Regions from separate parts of the Homo sapiens genome. Here region 1 is linked to region 2. The links are chromatin loops, found by intact Hi-C in ENCODE. Cell type or tissue: Caco-2. All regions are shown on one strand. Links, peaks and the distances in the headings refer to the core of each region. The heading gives the core; the rest is flanking DNA.

Region 1 (11,501 bases), core at 1,926-9,925, 79 kb after region 2:
AGTCTTTGCTATTGTGAACAATGCTGCAATAAACATACATGTGCATGTGTCTTTATAGTAGAATGATTTCTAATCCTTTGAGTATATACCCAGTAATGGGATTGCTGGGTCAAATGGTATTTCTGGTTCTAGGTCCTTGAGGAATTGCCACACTGTCTTCCACAATGGCTGAACTAGTTTACACCCCACCAACCATGTAAAAGCATTCCTATTTCTCCATATCCTCTCCAGCATGTGTTGTTTCCCGACTTTTCAATGATTGCCATTCTAACTGGCATGAGATGGTATCTCATTGTGGTTTTGATTTGCATTTCTCTAATGACCAGTGATGATGAGCTTTTTTTCATATGTTTGTTGGCCACATAAATGTCTTCTTTTGAGAACTGTCTGTTCATGTCCTTCGTGCACTTTTTTATGGGGTTGTTTGTTTTTTGTTTAAGTTCCTTGTAGATTCTGTATGTTAGCTCTTTTTCAGATGGATAATCTCCTATTTTAAGGGCAAGTTTTTGGAGAGAGAATTTGGAACTAATACCATGCCTATTTTCAGTGTCTATTCAAGGTCTATCTGAGATTAGCTCTAGCTTAAAATTCAAGAAGTAAAGCAAAAGTTCAAAATGTTTGTTGTTTATTTTGCTATTGTAACAGTTTTAAAAATGTTTTCTAGTTAAGCTCTAAGAAATCTGCCATCAGTGAAAGTAAAATTATCTTTATCCAGAGTGTTTGCTCCTTAGCTGCCTCTGTAAAGAGCAGGTGCGTGTCTCAAAAGGGCTGAAATATTCCTGAAAAGTCATGTACCATGGAGAAAGTACTTTAGGATTCTTACTTGGGCTCTCCCTGCAGCGTGAGAAAACCTGAAAGTGTTGAGAAAGAGGCTGCTTGAGAGAAGAAAACTCTAACTGTGAGCTGAACCTTAGAACCTCAGGCTAGGCCCATGGGAAAGCTACTTTTGAGTCGAGCATATGGGAATCAAGCCGAATGAAGTCTAAATTGTTGAGATTCTAGCACAGCGGAAGGCTATGGCTATCATGAACATTCTAGAAGATTGTTTTTCCTTTCTGTGAATCAAGAGTAAAATCATAAGTTTCTTTAGACAAACAAATTTGAGGCTGATAATATAATATCATAACTGTGAACCTTGACCAAAGATTGATAAAAAGTGTTTAACATTCTTGGAAAATCAATTAGTTCTCAGAATATTCTTGTTGAGGTGGCTAAAATAGCCTTATGCTTTTGCTTTGCAGTCAGGGCACAGCTGAGATTTAGTTTTGACATAATGAAGAAGTTTGCAAGATGATAAATAGAGCTGGATGCAACTCTACATACTCTGGGCCAAGTTCTTACAGGATAAATTTTTCCCATTTGGGGGTTATTGAATAATATTTTCTTCAGTGAAACTTTTGTGAGAGCTTAATAGGTTACATACTTCCCTATTATAGCAAAAACCACACAAAATTATTGTGAATATCATCCATTTTTGGTAATCAGAATCTATCTGGGATATGCATTTCTGTTTTTTATGAAATAATACAACATTGCGATGAACTTCTCATTATATGATCCAACTCAGTACTTCCAAATACTCTCAGAAAAATATACACTTTAGAATTTCTTGTCTCTGTATTTGTGTTCTTTTAAATTTTGAAAAGTAAGAAGTACGCGTTAGAAAAAAGTTTGACTTTTTCCTAAGATGCTCTCCTAAAGTGAGAACTCGTTAGAATTCTGACCCAGTTTCATTTGGAAAGGTCAGGTGAGCAGACATGATTCCTTTGCGGACAGGCTGTCAGTGTCCAGGGGGAGTGTAATTAACACAGATCCACTAAGGCAATGGATCATGTGGGAAGACACACCCACTAAAGACAGGAGACCAGCGTTCTAGTTCAGCACTGTTGGCCCCACTGTGCAAGTCAATGGAGCTGCTCTGGGACTTCACTCCCCAACCTGGAAACTGAGGGCATTTCCCTACATGGTCTTGGAGGCTTCTTCTAATCTGATATTCTGTTTCCAAGGCAGTGTTTTCATTGTTTAAAAATAAAGTGATTGCAAGTACATACCTCTCCTGTCTCAGGACCTGTGTTCTTGGAATCCCTTTTTCCTGGAGTGACTGGCTTCTTCTCGACCTTCATACCTCAGCTCAGCTGTCATCTCCTCAGAGAAACTTCTTTGGCTGCCCCATCTCCAGTGGCCTCCCGTGTGTCTCTCTTTTTTTTTTTTTTCATTACCTTATTTGGCTTTGTTTTAGTCTTCTGACCTTATCAAAGTTATTTATTTGTGTACACGTTAACTGTTTTTGCCCACTTCCATTGGAGTGTAGGCTTCCTAAAGGCAAGGGGCCTTCCTTCATTGATATATATATGTATATATATTACACAGTGCCTACAAGAGTGTTGAACACAAAGTAGGTGCTCAATAAACACTTGGTGAATGAATGATTGAATAAATGTCATTTAAAAATGGGCACAGCCATGTGTATTTTCAAATTATGTATTTGGAAAAATAAAACACAAACACACTAAGCCTGTTTTACTATCATGAGCCAGGTTTCACACAGAATCAATTCACAGATTTTTTTCTTATATTTCTTTGGCTACTTAGTAATCTGGGCATTTTATAAAGCCTAAGTTGCATTTGTGTGGTTTTACACCACAGAGAATGAGACATGATATTTATATATTCACCGTGTGTCAGTGAATTTTCCAGGGTCTGTGCACCAGCTGCCCCTGTACTTATTCTGATACCTACAAACTGTCATCTGAACCCAGGATAGTTGAGCCTCTCCCAGTCCTGTTCATTGTCAGCTCAGGTTCAAGCCTCTTAACTCCAGTCCAGTGCATGAATGACCCTCCGCCCTAGACTAGGAAGAGAAGACTCACCCTCCTGGATGGTGCCTGGATGGGCGGCTTGATGCTGGTGACAAGTGGGCTTCATGAGCCCAGCCTGGATGCTCCTTGAGGAAATGTTTTTAGTGCACACAATATCTTATTTTTACTTGCACAACTCATGAAGTAGTTATTTATTTTTAAGGAATCATGCCAAATGGAGTAGGCAGAATCTGTTGCATTCCTGAATGTAGTTCTTTTTGTTAGCTTAGTAGATTGGCCTCTCATTTAATTAAAAGATGTAGAAATCTTTTTATCAAGATTGTTTAGGTATCCTAAGCATTTTCTTTTTAAAAGACAACCAGGATTAGCAGAGTAGCGGTGTCAAGCAGGGTTTCAGCTTCAATTTAAAGCAAAAATAATGCTTAACTTCATAAGTAATATTTTCCAGCCTTTTATTCTGAAATCTGAAAAAGAAAAGGAAAGGGAGAGATTTTTTAGGAAAATGTTAACTGCAACTTCTGAGGAGATGATCTTGGAATAACTTTTGGATCAAATTAGAATTTCTATTTCCTTGTTACATTGAAAACCAAAGTCGATTATTTATTTGATTTCCTCTTAGTACTAAAACGGAAACTCATGTTAAATAGGAAGGAAAAAGAAATGACCCTAAAATCTATCTTCAGGTTGAAGAATTGGAAAAGAGCTATTGTTTTATATTTTGATTTCCCAGAGTGTGAGAAAACTGTCCCTGTATAGATGCTTGCCAAGTTCTGAGAGAACACTTAAGAGTGTTTTTGGGTAGTACAGGGAGATAGTCAGGGTCTTGTTTGCGGGTGTTCCAGGTTTCAAGCGGTAACAGGGGAATGGGAGAAAAGAGGGAAGCATTCCCAAATCAAACATAACTCTCAGGAAATGAGCCAGAACACCTGGGAGAGGTCAGGGGTCAGAAAATACAAACTCAGGGTTCAATATTTTGCTCTCATCACACAAAAGAAAATGGGTCATAGACGATAGACAGAAGAAAATCTGGGATTTTACAGAAAAGTTAGGAACTAAGAATCCTGTCATTCTCATGTCATTCTGTCATTCTCCCATGAATCTATGATGTTTCAAAAAATATTTTCAGAATTGAGGCCGACACTTTCTGGTGGTTTCTTGTTGCTTAAACATCAGGTTGAGAAGTTATTTATCTCTTTCTCTCAACTCCCAGAGGTTCACTTCGGAGAACCTTCTGAGGCAATTCTTTGGCCAGTGCATACAAGGCTCTGGAGGGTGGGGGTAGGGGTGGTCCAGCAGGCAGAGATGGAGACACCACAGCCCTGAATCATGGGTCATTCACTTCTGGGGAGAGAAAAGAGGTTTTGCAAACGTTACTTCATGGGACCTCCTAGGGAAAAAGAGGGTGTTTTTTCCATCTCATTTCCCAACTCTAAGTTCTCTGAAATCTACTTGATTTTTGCCAGGTGTCAAATTATAACCCTCCTTGTCAACCACAAATGACTAATGACTAATGATTAGCCTAATGACTATGCAACGTTTGAAACTCACATTCACATTTTAACTTACTGGCTGTATTGTGTTTTCATTAATTGTGAAAAAAATATTCCCCCCGAAAGCCAATAAAAACAAAGTTTTAGAGTCTTAATTGCAATGTTCACTTGCAATTGTTGACCCTATAGGTGCTCAAGGAGAAACAAGATGGGGGCTGTGGCCCGCCCATCTTCAGGCCTGCGGCCTCAGCCCAGCAAATGATGCCAATGCCCCTCTCCTAGGGAGAGTTAAGTGATGTCAGCACCTCTGGGCAGAGTAATATTTGACCCTTAAACTGCTTCATATACAAGCAGCTGTTTTCCTCTTTCCACCATTCCCTGAAGGACGCAGGAGGGCTGAAATATCTGATACTGCTTTTCATCACCAGAGATAAAGTAAATTTAAACCTTGAATTAAATGATGACCATTTTGTTCACTGGTCATTTAGTGATAAGTCATGATTCTCAAAAGCCTCGGCATGATTTTCTTTTCTTTACGTTTTGTGGAAAGGGGGCAAGGTCTCAGCAAGTTTTCTCCATATTTACGCCTGGCCCCCAATGTGTGCCTTGAGAGCTCATAAAAACAAATCTGCCTCTCAGCCGGGCAGTCAGTAATGGGATCTGGAGCCTCTCTCTGCAAGGTCACCTGTTTAAATAGAGACTCCCGCAGTGCTGCCTGAAAGGTGTTTGCATCGGAGGGTTGCTCGCCAGCTCCCTTGGTGTTTAGGAAGTGAGTTTCCAGTGTTGGGCCTGCCCTCCAGAGGGGTCTTCCCATTGCAGAGCTCCACTGCAGCTGAGGCTAAGAAATGCTGGAGACCCAAACCCAGGCACACCAGACCCCAGGTCTAAGATAAAGCATGTCTTAGGCTTTAAACACAACAAATTTCCATTAAAATAAAAACAGGACTTTATTCCATTTGGCTACTAGAGTGTATTCTAGAGTCAAACAGTGGTAAATGTGAAAAGGCCCATGGAAATATGAGGGCTGTAAAAATCATTGCAGAAAAAGATGCCAAGCATTGTTTGCAGGAATTAAATGTCCTTTTGCACCAGCAGTGAGCTTCCTTGGATAGCACAGCAGACAAGGTTCCCAAATTACATGAAAAGAAAGCAAGCCAGATATTCATGTCAACCATAGCTCTCATTCGTTCTTTCCATCTGACTGCATGTTTTCTATGTGGGATGTGCTTCCAGGCTCCATAGATCTGTCTCCTTCATGCCCCTCCACCCCACAATCAAGCCCAGTTCCTGCCTCATTCAGATTCTAGCAGAATTGCTCAATGGATAGCCCTTGCGTGCCGGCCTCTGCTATACCAGCAACGTGCCAGGGCGGGTGGAGCTTCCACACATCACTCACACATGTGTCTGGCACAGCCCTAACTAGCTTCTCTCCAGGGTGATGCCAGTGGCCCCCTTTCCACTGGCCTCTCGCAGTCTAAAGAGGAAGCAGTCAGTGGGAGATCATCAAGCATTCTCTGGTGTCTTGGCTTTGGCCAACCCCAAGTGGGGTTGTCCTCCCCAGTGCCCACTCGCAGAATGAGCAGTCTCCAGAATCACCATTACTCCTCCTCCCTTACAAGCCATGTCTGAGCTACTGGGACTTAATGCTCGAGATCCAGATCAGGACTGGCCTGACCGCTTTGGAATCAAAGAATGAGGTCAGGATAGAAACAATATACAGAAAGACAAGCTCGAGAGAGGGAGAGCAAACAAAGCCCGCAGTTCCTGGTTAGGGTCATAAAGCGCCTACTTCCTTTACGGACCAACAATAAACAGAGTCAGTCACCAATCAGTAAACATTCCTGCCTCAGGAGCGAGGATTTGTGTTCAAAGACACCAGATTGGATGCCGACTTCCCCACCCTGCTTTTCCCTTCCCCCAGTGTAATGGAGATCCTCCTAAAAAATACCTCTTTCTTGGTAAGGTTAACCAGGGTTTCTCAACCTCGACTCTATTGACACTTTGGTCCAGATAATTCTTTGTTGCAAGGCCCTGTCTGCAGCACTGTAGACTGTTTTAGCAGGATCTAAGGCCTCTACTCACTAGATGCCAATAATACCTTCCTTTCAGTGTGACAACTGAAAATGCCTCCAGACATTGCCGAATACCCGCCTGGGAAACAAAACCACCCTTCACCCCTGTTGAGAACCACTGGGTTAAGGGAAGGAACTGTTCGAGGCATACGTATTGATATGTGACAAATGTCATAAATATTAGTGAGGCATCAGAATATGATATCATAACCCAGAGGATATAGTGCTGTATTTAGAGAGTTGCTCCACACATGGGGAGACCTGTGATTCTCAAACTTGAGCGTGTATCAGAATAACCAGGAGGGCTAGTTAAAACCCAGATTGCTGAGCCCCACCCCACAGTTGCTCATACTGTTAGTTCAGGGTGGAGACCAACGATTTGCATTTGGGATATGATGATGCTGATGCTGGAAGTACTGAAAACCACTGGACTGGATCTTTCTGGATTGGTACTTGCCCCACCAATGGTGAGGAAGCCACAGATGAGGAAGGTGTATTGTTGTAAGCCTTCTCCCTCCCCTCCTTAATTTTCTGCATCTGTGTCTATCCTCTTCGCTACCCAATATCCAGTGTCATTGCCTCTTTTTCTCAGGATACCCCTGAGGCTGCCTCCCACTTTGATTTTTTCTCCTCAGGAGAGACCCTGAACTTTTCCTACTACTTGGCCCCTCTCAAACTTTGTGTTTGGCTGATTGCTCCTCAGGCCCATTTCCTAGTCCTGAATTAACCCATGCCTAAGCGTCAGGAAGTCCTTACAGGGTACTCAGCTTCTCGGTGCTTGTTAATCCTCCTTGGAGTTCTCAGAACAAACTACCAAGCCATGGCATGCCAAGGGGTGGCTTGTCCAACAGGGAAGAGCACATTACTTTACTGACATTGTTCAGAATTATCAGATTGTGATGATAATATAATGCAAACTGATGCTTATTATTTTTTAAAAATTTTTCACAGACAGTGCAGCCCCTTATTGCCTCCACCTTGGGCAAACTGCTGCCACCACTCCAATTCCAAGGATGGCAGAATACCCCCCCCCACCTCATGCCCCAGAAAAGAACAAAAGACACCAATTACCCTCCTACACTGCAGCTTTCTGTACACTGTCAGTCTCTTAGCAGGTGTCATCTGAACTGTATGACCATCCCTGGTTTCCTTTTGTTGATAATATCGAGTCCAGACTTTTTAGAATGACATACAAGGCCTTTCATATAGGATCCCAACCAGTCTTTTCCAGAATCCGCAATATCTGCTAAGTCTAACACACTTTCATTCTATCTACACCAGACTACCATTTATTATTTCCCAAGCACAACTTGTAAAAACACATCATAGTGATAATGGTAATAAAAATCACTAGCAACTACCTTCTCGAGCATTTGCTGTGTCTATGCATTGTTCTTTACCATATTGTCTACTTTAATCTTTCTAACAAGCCCATGTAGGAAATACTAGTATTATCTCCATTGAACAGATGAGGAAACTGAAATTTGAAGAGTTCAAGAAATGAGAAAGGAGAGAGCCAGAATTCAAATACAAGCAGTTAACATCTATTACACTACTTGTGTTTGCTACAATTACTCTCACCTAGCTCCATCTGGGGAAAAGTCTCTCATCCTTCAAGGCCCAACTCGACTATAACTATTTCTGTGAATCCTCTTCTATATCTTCAGAGTGAATCAACAATTCATTTCTCTGACATTGTTTAAAACTCTGTGTGTATGTGTCTATAATGTATTAATATATCATATGCACGTTTTACATTTTGATGTTAGGTTTTTATGGTTCCCTCTGTTAAAATGTGAGATCATGTCGCATTTATATTTGCACTCCCAGTATCTGGCACTGTGCCTGGTATCAAATAGATATTCTGTAGGTGGTAACTGAATGAATAAGTGAGGGAGGGAGTGAAGGAATGATCTATCCCAACTTTAAATATTGCTTTAAATGTACACAGGTCACATGGATCTACTAGTTGTCAAACCTGAATTAAAATTAACACTTAAACATATACTTCTGGTTTCTATAGTTTAAAAGATTTTCACCCTACCTACTTTTATATAGAAGGGGGAAAAATAAGAGACTAGATGGACTGTGCTCTCTAATCCAAGTGGAACAAAAGCACTGGATGCATAATGCAGCAGTGTTTGTTGGAGGGTCTCAGAGGACAGAGGCCTCTAAATAAATAGGGTGTTGGCTGATGAAAGTCCCAGGGGTCAGACCATTAAAAAGCTGTGGCATTTGTCGCTGGTCCAGCAGAACCAAGACTAGCCAAGTTGGAGCAGTTGCAGCCGTCAAAACATGTTTTTCTGTATAACCAACTATTTAGTAGAGTAAGCGCATGTTTACATGTCCAAATGGGCTGAGGAGAGGGCCTCTTGGGTGTGAGAGAGCAGCCAGGCCACTCACAGGAACGGGGAGCTGATGACCCGGGCTGGTAGCAGGAGTCCTGGGAGGTGAGGCAATCAAGCTGGTCCTGGGTCTGCCTAGCAGCTTAGGAAATGATTTCTAGAAGTTAGAAACAAATGCTCAGATTAAAAAAGCAGAGTGTGTCTTAGCAACCATACTCCTATGTGAGAGAGAGCTTGAGCATTTGTTTATAAGAGGTTGACAAATTGCAGTAGTGTAGTGTTATGATGAGAAGCGTTCAGACAATCTGCTGTAAAATGCTTTACTTAAGTACAGCATTCACTGGGGCAGCTCCTCTGATTTTGCAACTTTAGGATTGTCCTTGGGAGATGTCAGTGGAAGCATGGCCCTGCCAAAACACTTATCTAGCATATGTGATTCATATCTTATCATTACAGTCTTCAAATGAACAATTTAATTATCCCATTTCCCCCTTGAACAGTTGTTGTTTTGGTCTTAGTGCCAAATTCCTTAGTAATATTCTGTTTTATTTTGGCTACTGAGACAAGCTTATAGTGCAAGTATTTTGCAAGCACTCCTGGTTTTCACAATAAGAATGTAATGTCACAACTTATTACCAGGGACATAAGTTCTAGCAGATTTTAAATGTTCCTGTTTCGGTGCATGGAAGCAATTTGATTCCATTTCACATTTATGATATTTATTATATTCAAATTCAGTATATTAAGTTTCTACGTAAAATTTTAGTAGTGTTTCCTGTATGGCTTTTAAATATATATATTTAAACCTAAATATGGTCAGCTGTGTGTTTGTCTTGGAACTATTAGAGTAACACTTTTCTTGACCAAAATTTTAAGTATTGTGCCTAACATGTGATGGTAGACTCCAAAGAATACCATGACCAAGCTCTAAACACATGCTCACACATAAACACACACTCACACATACACACACGCCAATAAGAATTTTTGATTACATGAAGGTACACTTCATTTTTCTAACCTTTTATAATTTTGTGAAAATTACATATTTCACACTATATATTACTTTCTGGTCCTTGAAATGAGTGGAATCTAGTTCCGTAGGCTAAGAACTATAATTATACTTTCAGCTGTGATAGCCACATAATGCCTAGGAATTCCATTGACATTTTAATATGCTGTCACTTTAAGATACAACATGAAGTGTGAACAGGGCACAGGACACTTTAACCAGGTGTGTCTAATTGTTCTGTTCCCCCTCAGCCCCCAAATAGCAATGGTATAGTTAAGAAAAGATGTAGAATCCAGGAAGCAGGTTTAGAGGCTAAAGTAAACTTACCAGGTTCACTTTTGCTGGCTGGTGGAAACAGATCAGACTATGCTGTTGTTCTCTGTGTAGGTAGGTGGTTTTGCATTTTGGCTATGCCTTTTTCTTGTTAGGTCTTTCCTGCTCCATGCAATAAAGAAAATGATACATAGAATGCTCATTTGGATCAGAAAGGGTATGTTCCCAGTACTTTTTGGATTTGAAGTTAAAGACTACAACTGCAAAAATAATCATAAGATTGGGGATGGAAGTATGTAGATTAATTATATTATTTTAAAAATAATGTAATGGTGTTTTCATTAACTCTTCCAGATGTTTAATATGATTGATACCCTTCCAGAGTCCCATGTTCATTAGTTAGAAATTAGAAAAACCTCCTTAAAGTAGCTGATCTGTCCCAGCAAAAGACTTTTTTGAATGTGTTCATATACTGTCAAGCAAGCAAGCAAGCAAACATCAGTGTGTATCAAGCAACCTTTCATAGGGTTCTGGGGATTAGCAATTCAGTGAAAATGCTTAACTACTCATTTGGAGAACACACATTAAAATTTAAGTCTTTAAAACAGACAAACAAAAAAACAGGAGACCCAACATTTTGAATACCCAGACATTATGCCATTGAGAGTAATAGTTTGCAGTTTTTCTAATCCCCATTTTTTGTGTAGCTTATTGTCAATTTATTTTATAAGCAGCCACATTCAATTGATTAATTCTCCCAACACCTGGATATAACATTTTGTTACCAAGCATATTATGTTATTCATAAAAATAGTCTGCCTTATCCCAAGCTAACAGGTGTCCCTGCTCCTTAAAATGACAAAGGTTGGAGCTATTGAATATTCCAAGGTGACTTGTGTTTCTGGGTTCCTAAATTCTTGCTGCCTGATTATAGAAACTCATGTGTATCAACTTGTTAGCCAGCATCTTGTTAAGGTAAAGGAATTCTGATCAATTTTCTCAGAATTGTCTCCAGCTGTGCAGGTTTCCGTCCTCGGTTGAACAGGAGCTCACCAAACTCTCCCTTAATTGCTTGGCTCTTTTTCTTCAGCCACTGAAATTAGGTGTGATTGGGCCCCAACAAATCATGTGACACATATGGCTCCCAGGTTATCTTACATACTTTATTTTGGGCATAAAAAAATACCAAGTTTAGTTAACTATTAGTGACTCCAGCATCTGAAGCCTATTCATAACAATAATATTTTCCTTTAAATAGAGATACCAAGCAATTCCCTGCACAGAGCATACAGTGTACTTTAAAATCTTGAATTGTATCGCTTAAACAGGCAGACTGTAGAATGTCATAATCTTTAGTGACCATTTCCAGGACTAACATTTGCAGTAGAGGAAAAGAATAGGTAGAAGAAAGGACTCTCTGTTGCCAGCCGTGGTCCCTGTGTGCACTCCCTATATTATGCATTAAGTCTGAATTTCTAGTAGTGAATGAT
Region 2 (11,501 bases), core at 1,999-9,998:
ACATAAGAAAGTATAATAAAAAATTCCATGCCATAATTAAATATGCATCACAGATTTTCTGTGCGGAAAATACTGTTAAAATGCAAATTAATGTGGTAAAAACATTTATTAAATGTTGAGACTTATCTGATTCAAGATTTATATCAAAATTATATAAATATAATTTGAATTTATTTGGTGTAGTTTTCTTGATAATGTAAATTAAAGCTACAATCAATGCTATTGCTACAATCACTCCTATATTTAAAAAAGTCAATGTGTAAGTCAAAATACTCTCTATACAATTTTGTGCAGCATAATCTTTGAAAATGATGGAAGCCACAAAATGTTGACTGCCTAAACTATATATTTGAGCTAATAAGAGCATGATTTCTAAAAATATGAGATGATTTTTTTCCACTGTTTTGTGATATATTATGGGATAAGATCATTGCTGTCCCTGATCACATGCATTGTAGGAAGGCCCTCTGTGTACTCCCGGAGTTTGGTTTGATACTAAATAGTGTCAATATTTTGAGTAAAGCTTGAGTAAATTTCAGGAACTTTCCGGACCTATGTAGATATAATATATACTGCATAATTCTTTTACTTCCATTCTGATGGTTTCTTTTAATCTGTAGGAGTATTTTTGTGTGAAAAAAAGAAAAAAGAAAGCAATGAAATGCTGTTTAATCTGAAACAGGTTTTTAAGTTCAGTCTCAGAAGCAAGATCAAATGACCTATCCAGTCATTCTATATCTGCAATTCCTTCACAGTACTTTTCTCCAGTTTCTCAGATCAGCCCAAATCTTGGTTGGAATACTGGATTCTGTACTTTGTCCTTTTTCAGTATCAGACAATCGTAATATGGTCAGAGTTCTATCCAACTTCAAAGATGGTCATCTGAAAGTCTGAAATTCTTTGTTGCTGTGAAGTTCAATGAAAAGATTTCAGTGTTGAATTCAACCCAGACCACAGAACGATTAAATTCTTTGTTTTTGATACGTTGCATGGTAAGATATTGTGTAATCGAGTTGCTTGCAACTTTCTGACTTATTTTATTTAGAAAAAAATGACCAGGCTATTAACTATATATGGCAATTAAAGGAAAGTGCATTGAACATCCTGGCAACACATCACTTTTTTCTGTATTTGATTTAGGCCTCTGTAAAAGGACACCCTCATGCCTTTAAAGTTAAAATACTGTCAATCCCACCATAAACTCCTATTTTTAGGAGTTTTGATTTATAATGCAACCTTTAAAAAAAATACCAACCTACATTCAGAGTAGTATATTTTTTTAAATCTTAGAGAAAATTTTATTAAAATATTGGAATAAACATAGTGTCATTTCCTTTAATTTGGAAGAAAATGAATGAAAAAGAATCAGTGGTTTCAAACACATTTTTCTTCCTTTTCAACTCCAAACTAGCTTAGTTATATGGAAAAGTAATGTATGAACAGATTAATTGAAAGGGGCTGCTGGTAGTCGTTGTTAAAGTTGACTGAGTTCAAGTCTAATGATGAAACTTTGCAATACGCAGTTTAGAATATACACGTAACATTCTTTATTAGATTCTCATTCTATAATACTTACATGAGAAAGGAGGCTTGTACATACCTAAGGTGATTTTTAAACTCTGCTCTGGTACACTGCAGACTGCTATTGACGACGAAGATCTCTTTAGCAAATATGACGTGGAGGAGAACGCTGAATGTAAAACAGATATGTGAAACAATTAGAAACCAGATCTTCTTATTTCTGTGAGTTCACATTCGCAGTGACTAAAATTGTGCATGTTTTCCATTCATTCAGTTTTGATTTTGCTCAAGTGGTTCTAATGGCGCTGATTTTTAAGTTCCTGTGTCTTCTGAATCCATTTTATCCCCTTTTAATGAGCTTAATAAAACGTAAGTAGAATGGTTTGTATGCCATTTATTTTTATATGTATTTAAATATTAAATACATTTCCCTCAAATAAACCATTGGTCTTTCTGATATAAAAAGCATTAAAAAATAAAAGGTTTCTCTCACATAGGACAGCAAGAGGAAGATTTTCAAGAAGTTGGGAGAAAGGAGAGAGGTTGGGTTCTGGGAGATTTGACAAAGCTCCAGGTAACCTGGAGATAGTATGTCACAAAGATTTAGATGGACAACAAGATTATGGGTAACAAAAAGGGGACATAAATCATGTTTATTTGACATGGCCATTTAACAAAAAAAATGCTGTCTTAACAAGCAGTGCACATGAGTATATTCTATTTAATCGTATTGCAGTCAAACCCCTCACAAAAGAAAATATGCATGATAGAGAATTCGTATTTACATTCCCCCCCCACCCCTGGCTCCAGCTTATATGATTTGGAAACACAAACTGCTCCCCCAACCCGACTTTTTTTAGAATACAGAAATAAGACTTTCTTTTGTTTTTTCATGGATGAGTCCGACCACAAATTTAGGTTTACTAATGAGTGTTACAAATTAGCTGGGAAACACAAAATTTTGCAACAAAACCTGCCTTTTAAGTAAAGCTGTTATATGAAATTCCAACTCTGCACCAGAGACATGTTTGAGAAGACTTCATTAATTACAAACAGATTTATAATTTAAGCAATAAATTAATGTATCTGAAATACAATTCAGTTTACAGAACTTGGGTTTACATAAAACTTTTCAGAAACACAAGCTGAGAGTAGTGAACAAGAGTAAGCATAAGAGAGTTAAATCTGAATATATTAGAGACTGATTTATTTCAGTGATGCAATAAGAAATATAGATTTCTGAAGTTTTTTGTTTTTGTTTTTGTTTTTTTACTAATTTATGTTTTACTCATTACATATGCCATGTTTGTATACATGTGCCTTAAATTGATTGGTTTTCATCAGGTTTCTGTTGGGAAGTTTATGAGTCTAAGTTATTGTTCAGGAACCAAAATTCTTTGTGGTTGGTCCTGTTTGTTCATTAATTGAATAAAACAACGAGATGTGAACATGATGATCAGATTGGATTTTCTGTGCAATGATCCAGCTGATTGATTGGCAATCATTTATCATGTATTGAAATATCAAAATCAACCAAGCAGAAGAAAGTGTATTTGATTCTGCACATAGACTAAGGCTCAGCGGGATGCAGACTTAGAAGGCCGTAACACAGAGATGACAAGGACACCAAACCTGCTGCTCTGCTAAGGCTGTCCAGAGACTGAGTCTCAAACAGAACTTTGCCCTAATTAATGCACAAGGTGGTCTTTGCCTTATGAAGAGCTGTGTCATCCTGCAATGAGTGAACTCCACCTAATTAGAGTCCTAGATCAGTAGACCCCTGTGGAATCTTAGTTAAAGGCCTGGCACAGTCCACTCTGTGCCTAGGGGAGTTGATTTGTTACCATACGTGAGTCTGTTTAAATTGAAATCTAGGTGTTGCCAGGAGAAGGCTTCTCGAAGAAAGATGAAGTAAGAAAGGATTCAACACTAGGGCTCTATATGTAGCTTAACAGCATGCGTTCAGGGAGTATGTTTGAGAAAACAATCTAAATCAAGGGTTAACATGCAGACCATTTTTGCAGCATTTTGCTGAGCACCCAAAAGAAAAAACAAGCCAAACATTATATCGAGTTGCCATTAAAAAAAATTTTTTTTTAAAAAAAGTTGTTCTTCTCTCCAGAAAATGTCTGAAATAATAGATGGATTTAAAAAGGAAACACATTTAATTAACCTATACTTGTTTATTGTATACTTTTGTTCCTTTATTTCTCAGCTTTCCAATACAGACTGAATCATCAAACAATAATGGAAACACAAAAAAACTCTTTCCTTTCTGCCATGAGTTTCTGAGCATTTTCTATTCTTTCTTGCCTCATGGCCTTTGCATTTGCTGTGTCCTCTGTGGGGATGGCTTCTCTGGCTCCCTGTGTGGCTGATTCTTCCTCCATTCCCACGTGGACTAACCATCCGTCTCCTCGCAGCCCTATTAATGCTATCCGATCTTTGTTTGTTTCCTTCACAATCCAAAATTATGTTGGCATAGTTTACGTCATTGTCTCCTACCTCTCAACCACCGTAGTTCCATCATCTTGAGCAATGCCAGGCACACAGTAGGTTTTGAAAAAGAAAGGCTCAGATGAAGTGAGTGCTACCCTTTTAAATGTACACATCACATATTTATCACCAATAGGCCGCAATGGAAACCAATGTCACTCTCTACTATGTTGCCTCAAAAAAGGCTGTTCCAGTCACTGACGTTTGAATATGGTTAAGCGTAAGCATGTTTATTTTCCTCCTTGCTTTGTTTGTGAAGGCATTCCTAATTCAGTCTGAGGTCTTCTGGGAGGAAAAGCTCAGCTAGGGAGTACTTGTTCACTCCTTATCAACCCAAGTGAGAACAACGTTGCTAAGAGCGCCTCATTGGCTATATTATTTCTAGGAGCCCAAGACAATGTGGAGAAATGTGGGGCAACGTGCCTTCAGCATCGCCCGGCTTAGTTAGACACAGCAGTTGCTGCAGTGCAGCCTCAGGGTTTTTTCAGCAACAGGCTTTCAATCAACAGCCAAAGGAAACTTAGCATGGCCCTGAAATGAAGCAAATATTTAGCAAGCCATCTGCCTTATTTTCTCTTTTAGTCTCTCAAGCTGAATTATAATATCCATCTGTCCTTGTTGTACCATAGAAAGAGACCCTAGCCATGACCTTATGGCTCCAGGTACACTGTTATAAATGAGCCTCCAGCAGCAGGAATACACGCAGCAAAGTGAAGGGACAGCATTGTGCATTGATCTCCTCCTGTGTGGGGATTTACCATGTTTCTCAATGAATATCAAATTTTGTAGTTCTTCTAGGATATCAGATTTAGAGACTGCATGATTTTCTTCTGGATCTACAAGGACAAAGTGGAAAAAATAAAATTCATTTTAAAACTATCATATTGAAACAGAAAACCCCAATACGTTTACTTATATTACCGTTCTTGGCATTCCTGCTGATTAAAACCCAATGAAATTCAATCTTACCTTAAAAGTCACACGTGTTTTGAACAGAACTGTGGAAGGGGCTCCCAGAGAACCTTTAGGTGATTTCCATTTATTCTGAGAGGTTCTGGTCTGTGGTTTAGTTCTCGCTTTACATTGTCAACATTTCTATCACACATTAGTTACCAAACATGGAAAAGTTGTTAGTGGCTTTGAAAGCTAATGCAGGGTGGTAGTAATCATTTCAGGAGCTTATCTATCTCTCTTGGACAACACAGAAACTGAGAAAAGGCAAACAGTACAAACGGTGGCCCGGGCCGGGAGATGGAGAGGGGTGGTGGGAGGGGGGCTGGTGGAAAGCATTCCAGTCTGTTTGGTTCCTTCACAAATCCTAATGAGATAATAGCTCATCCAGTCAAGCCCATTCCTTACTGTCAGGAAGTGCCACACAAGTAAATGAAGAAATTATTTGAAGAGGGATCAGGATGGGTGTGGACTGTTTGTGATTCAGCTTGGGAGAAATGCAGATGCAAGTTTCTTTAGCTTGACTAGGTTGATTTCCCTTCACGGTGCTGTCTCAACTTCTGTGATTGTTGGCCTGAGGTTTGCAAAGCTGATAGTACTGATAGATAAAAACCCAGTACCAGTAATTAAAGGAAATGTGGAATAACTTAGCCTGGAGTAACTATTCTATCATTTAGAAACAAACTTGTTTCTGCCTTGACATTCAAACCAAATAGAATTTTACTCTAAACCTGCAGGACTCCATAAGGTTCCCCTCTTTAATGGAGAATCCATACATATGCAAAGGAAAGTTTTAAAAATATGTTATTGTATTGACACCCTGTAATTAAAAATGGAGAGGATGATTGAAAGGAATGTGGGACCATATATACACTTTTGGGGAGCAGAATCTCAGAATTAGATATAAACAACAATTGTCACGATAGTACTTGAAAGATGCCCATCCCACCCCCTAGGTTCCTTTGCTTAGATTTGCAAGAATGTTTTATTCTGCTTCAGTACGCTGTAGCCTGGTATATTCAAGGAGATGACAGTGAGGACAACTTAAACTATTGAATTGGTCAGATGTTGAACAGTGCCAATCAGGAGATCATGTGGATCCGCTCCACTAAAAATAGTCATGATAAGTATAGACATTAGGTGGCTTCCACAGAAACCTGTTTGCTCCTAAAAATTAATTGAGTCCCCATTGCTAAACTAAAAAGAGAACCACAGTGTGCAGACTCAACTTGCATAGTCCTTGGGGGAGAATTCCTTCAAAGAGTTGCCATATTAAACTTGGGCCTAGGGACAGAGAGATCTCTCAAATCAAGCTCTGGGTCAGTCCCATGCCTGGTCACAGCTTGTTCCATTCCAGGATAAGTTGAGATGGAAAGATATGGGTGATAAAAAAATTCAGTGATGATTCAAGATTATCCTGTTAGGAGATTCCTGGGGAACATTAAGGAGTTTAGACAGAGCCGCATTCTGGATAGTGTGTGGGCAGTTAGAAACTCTATACCAGCCAGGGTTTTAGGATCCTAAATAGTTGTTTGGAGGTAGCAGTGGCGAGATATGAAATTTAGAGTGGATTGAAACACTTCTAGGATATTTTGAGTTATCTTCTCCATTTGAAAGAGTGGAGTTTCAGTTGCCTGGTAACAGCCCTCAAAAAAAAAAAGATAAAGAACCACAGGTTTTAGCTGTTGGATTTTTTTCTTCTTTCTTTCTGCGGGAAAGGTAGTACTTAGGGAGATTATCTGAGGTATCTAGTGGAATGAAACTCATGAAAATGAAAAAGCAAGGCAATTAAGATGGAAATAGTACCTGGAAAACATACTAAGTGCTTAATAAGTATTAATGTTTCTTGAATAAAGTTTTGAGAATAAAAGACACCAACATATAAAAAGTTTTAAAAATCTCAGCCCTTCTTCTTTTCTCTCTCTCTCTCTCTCTCTTTTCTCTGTGTGTGTGTGTATAACTCTAAGGAGCAAAAGTGAGAATTTTAACAACTATATTTTATAAACTAGAAGCAGAATCCTACCACTTTCTTTTTACCCCATAAGTACTGGTGAATTGGAAGTTAAGTGGAAATGGCATAGGAACTAGGATATTAATTTCAGTCAGTGCTTGGTGGCTGGTGATTTATAGCTTTAATATAAATGAAGAGTTAATTCCCGAGGGATGGCATGCTTTTTTTTTTTTTTTTACTCCCAAGATAAAACAGACACAGGTTAAGTGTAAGGAAGAATTTGATTCCAGGAATTTTAAGGCCTTGGAGTGTGTTGCTTAGAAAGTTGTGTTACTTACTAGAATTTGTGGGTTTCCTTTTGCTTCAGCACTTCAATTATAGAGATTCTCCTTCCTAAGATTTTTTCACCTTTCAAGAAAAGCCTATGAGGTCGCCTGGATTATAGTCAATAGTAAAAGGCATGTACTTTGCCTGAGATTCAGACAGCTGTTCTTTACTCAAGTCCTAAAAGGTTAATAATAATGTAATTTCTACTTATTATCCAAATAAACTTCTTTCTAAAACAATTTGGGCTTAACCAAATACAGATTATAAAAACGCTGTTTTGGAACTTAAAAAAATCTACTTAAATTTTGATATTTTTTTCTAATTAATCATTTCCTTTTATCCACTCTGACTGAAAGCTAGTCTGTAGTCAAAACCATTCCTAGAGATTTGCATTCAACTTTCAGCCATGCTTAGCATCAGAGAACCTTATGGTGCTGAAGTCTTGGGAGTCAAAAATCTTCTCATCTGTCTCTACTGTGTATTCCCTTACAGTAACTGAAAGAAGAATAGTTGTGAGTAAGGTGAAAAGAGAAAGGAAACTCTACTCTGCTCTCTTGTATATGGCTATCTATAGTGCAGAACCAGAAAGAGAAAGAAATACTGTGATCTAGCAGAGAGTTTGTTATTTCCCTGATCAGGAAGCTTCTATCCTGGGGCTGGAGGAGGGGGCTGGGCAGTTTCCTGATTCCTCTTGCTCAGTTTAGAGAGAGTTCTGATGTGGAGGCTGGTGAAGGTTTTATTAGTTTAGCTCCTCTGTTTGGTGTTGGTGTCTGCTTTAGCTTTGAGTATTTTAGCCAAACAATTTTCTTGAGAAAGTATCTTCTTTGAGGGCTTGCATCTTTTATAACAACATTTTGAACACCATCTAAGTAAAGCTTTTGATAACAAACGAATAAATTTCATCACAGTTGACCTCTCAAGGTTAACAAATGGCTCTGCTGTTGAAGCCGGCATGCATCAAATATCCCGGTGGTGGAAATGTCTCTGTCTGGTACTGGAGACCTGGTAGCATAGCCTTCAGGGGATGCATGATCCCCACCAAGTAGGAGTTCCCCTCTGAAAACTGCAATCGAAAGAAGATTCATTTTTAAAAATCCAAGAAGGGTCAGCTCAGGTGGGGCTCATGTTCACCTTCCCTTTGCACTTAATCCAGCTTTATAGACACAGACTGTATATCTTGTAAGTTCTTTCCTGTGTGAGGAACTGTCAGTCATGCAGCTAATTCCAGTTTTAATTTTAGTTGTTACCTAGATCTAACTAGGGGTGTGCCCTTATTTTAGTTATTCATCTCACCCTGCTTTCATCTTGGGATTTAACCTTCCATTAAAATAACTACAGTAGGCTTTTGACTTTAATGTGATTTTATGTAATTCTACCAAACAACAATGCCTAACATTTATTTAGTTCTTTTTTTAAGGCTCAGAGTAATTAATGTGCTTTTACTTATTTAATCGTTATAATATCCTATGAGGAATACCAGAAGTAGGCCTTATTATTCCCATTTTATAAAGAAATGGAGTCACGAAATAGTCAAGGAGCTTGCCAATGGTCTGTGAGTTCCAAGTACACACATGATGATTTTTCAGTTTTCCTGCCTTCCCTTCTCGGGGGACTTTGTTGCCTTGCTATATACTATAAATACATTATACAGTGTATAGTTTTACTATTCTCAGGTCCATCAAGTTTAATGGGGTAGCCTGGCATGGTTCCTAGAGCAGGATCATGTATATGATAAATATTACTTTATGAGATGATGTATTTTGGCTTGAATATGGCTTACAGTTAAGAAATGCAACAAAATGGAGCATGTCTCATTTAATTTTGTTTCACCAGCACCTAATATGATGCCCAGCACATAGTAGGCACTCAATAAATATTTGTTAAACAAATGAAAACACCTCATTAAAAGATAACATGATAAAGAACAGAAAAACATTAAAACAAGTAAAAGGAAGTACTACTTCACTCAGCAGGAAGTGCTTAAATAGGACAACCTACCTCCACCGTAAATCCCTTGGTTCTTGTTGAGTATCAACCACTGACCTGAGCAGAACGTGGACTCCAACTGAGTGCTCTGACTTATGGAGCCATTGATTTTTGGAGCTGAAGGGGCCATTTGAAATTATTTAAGCCTTCTCCCCTTTTAATTCTTTTTTAATAGAGGAGGAAATTGAGATTGTATTTCATATTGCCTTTAGGAAACAGAAATTACCACATAGTCAAATTTACTTTTGAGTTGCTTTATTGACTTACCTGAGAAGCATATATTTTCTTCTTATGTATATGGAAGAATTTATAAGACTGAAGCACAGAAAGATTAAATGACTCTTTGGGATCACACAGAGAATCCATGGTATAATCCAAAAGGATCATATTTCATGACTATTTCATAGCAAATGGACACTAGTGTCGTAATCATCTCTTGTAAGCACTATATCCCTTGATTTGCAAAATGTCTCTAGCTCAAAGTTCATTATGAAATTCTCAGAAATCGTTGGAAATTAATTTAATTTTATTTTAATTTGCCATCTCCATTCACATAAGTACTCAGAGCAAAATTCTGAGACACCTCCTAGTTGGCTGTCCCTTATATCCTGTCAGTTACCAAGTCCCATCTATTCTAACTCCATGTTCTAACTCCATGTCTTTTGAATTTACCTGCTTTACTGCATTAGATTCTTGAGTGCTCTTCTCTGCTTTCTGTCTCTCCTTTCATCAGTTCTCCATTTAAGTCCTCTAACACGTAACCCCAATAATGTTCCCCTTCCATTTAAAATCTTTGAATGGCTCCCCATTGTCTACACAAGAAAATATAATGTCCTTCTCAGAGCATGCAGAGCCCTCTCTTTTCAGGCTTCTGCCTTCCATACCACCCCCACATTTTGCTCTTCTCTTTACACTCTAAAGCAATAGCCACATTTATCCAGGTTTGCCAAATGCTCTCCATTTCTCTCTCACCTCGACACCTTGGCAAAGACTTCTCCTTCTGCTAGGACACTCCAACCCTTCATACCACCTGGTGAGCTATCTGCATCCTTGCCAAGGCTCAGGTTAGAGTGAATGCCTCTGAGAAGCCTCCCATTCACTTTTAACTTGAATTGTATGATCTTCCCCAGAGAAACAATTTCCTACTCGCTGTTGGGAGTGATATTTATGATTTTTCATCACATCAATGCAAATATTACAGCTTTCAATTAGTATTTCTTTAAGGAATATTTATTGAAGGCCTAAGAAGTGTCAGGCATCCCAGCCTCCCTTACTTTAAATAGGGGGGAGGAGGAAAATTAACTTGAGTGCACTGAACTCACGAGTGAAAAAGAACCCGAGTCTGTGGGAGCCCAGAGGAGAGGTGTCAGATGGGCCAGTTCAGGGAAGCATCTCAGAAGAGGTCATTTCTAAGCTGAATTTTGAAGCATGTATAGGAGCTAGATAGATGAAGAAGCAGGGGGATGGGTGTTGTAAGCAAAATAAAGAGCATTTGGGGAAGCAAATACTGGAAATACTTAACTCTCTCAGCCAGTTACAAGAAGGTTGCTGTAGTTAGGTGGATATGTGGGGAGGAGTGAGGCAGGGGATGACACTTGAGAGGTATGTGGATGCCAGACCATGAAGACCCTCATGTGCCAGACCAAGGAATTTGAACTTCATTGTAACAGTTAGTGAGGGCCATTGAAGGATTTTATGTAGAAAGGTGAGAAGCTTGAATGTGCTGTGAAAAGATTATTATGGTTGTGGTGTACACTATAGATGTGAGTTTGGGTTATAGATGATACAGCAGGGGCTGGGGGTGGGGTTAGATGATCTAAAGAAAGGAACACTAGTGTAATCAAAACAAGAAGTTACAGATCGATATAAGGCAAGGGCAATGTGGATGAAGAGGAATGGCTAGAATTAAGAGAGGTTAAGGGGTAGACTGTGGAGAACTTGGTTACTGAGTGGATGAGGGGACTGAGTGAAAAAGGGGAGTTTACCATGACTCCCAGATTACTGATTTTAGCAACTTGTGGAATACCGAACATTAATTAGGTTCTTACCTTACATTGTTTTAAAATCCTACTGGCTTTAGCAATAGAATGATATTAAACATCATTCTGAAAACCTGACTAATGTTTTATTTTTGTGTGATATTCTTTAGCTAGCCAAAACTTGGTGGCTTATGACAACAATTTATTAATATGTCTAGTTCTGGGGTTAATAGGCTCAGCAAGGCAGTTCTCACTTGGAATTCCTCAGCCAGCACACCTAAATGGAACTG

Evidence for each region. A loop is a pair of places that touch in the nucleus more often than their neighbours do. Peaks named below come from ENCODE experiments on the same cell type or tissue, not always from the same donor. Only the 100,000 strongest peaks of a DNase experiment are listed, where the experiment ranks them.
Region 1: it touches region 2 in a loop (5-fold over the local background); 1 of 110 quality-filtered maps calls a loop at or near these places.

The regions. Positions count from the first base shown.
Region 1 is chr14:36,850,847-36,862,347 of GRCh38, reverse strand. All of the region lies in intron 2 of SLC25A21 (solute carrier family 25 member 21), which reads left to right. LOC107984668 (a long non-coding RNA gene) reads right to left here. Exons shown (of 3, transcript XR_001750716.2): 3 at 10,043-10,173. Among named protein-coding and RNA genes, the nearest start is that of MIR4503, 96 kb to the left of the region's middle. In Caco-2, for the core only: no CTCF peak of the experiment used is centred there; a DNase peak (open chromatin) is centred at 6,077.
Region 2 is chr14:36,930,125-36,941,625 of GRCh38, reverse strand. The region is part of intron 1 of SLC25A21 (solute carrier family 25 member 21); the gene reads left to right. Among named protein-coding and RNA genes, the nearest start is that of MIR4503, 17 kb to the left of the region's middle. In Caco-2, for the core only: no CTCF peak of the experiment used is centred there; a DNase peak (open chromatin) is centred at 5,295.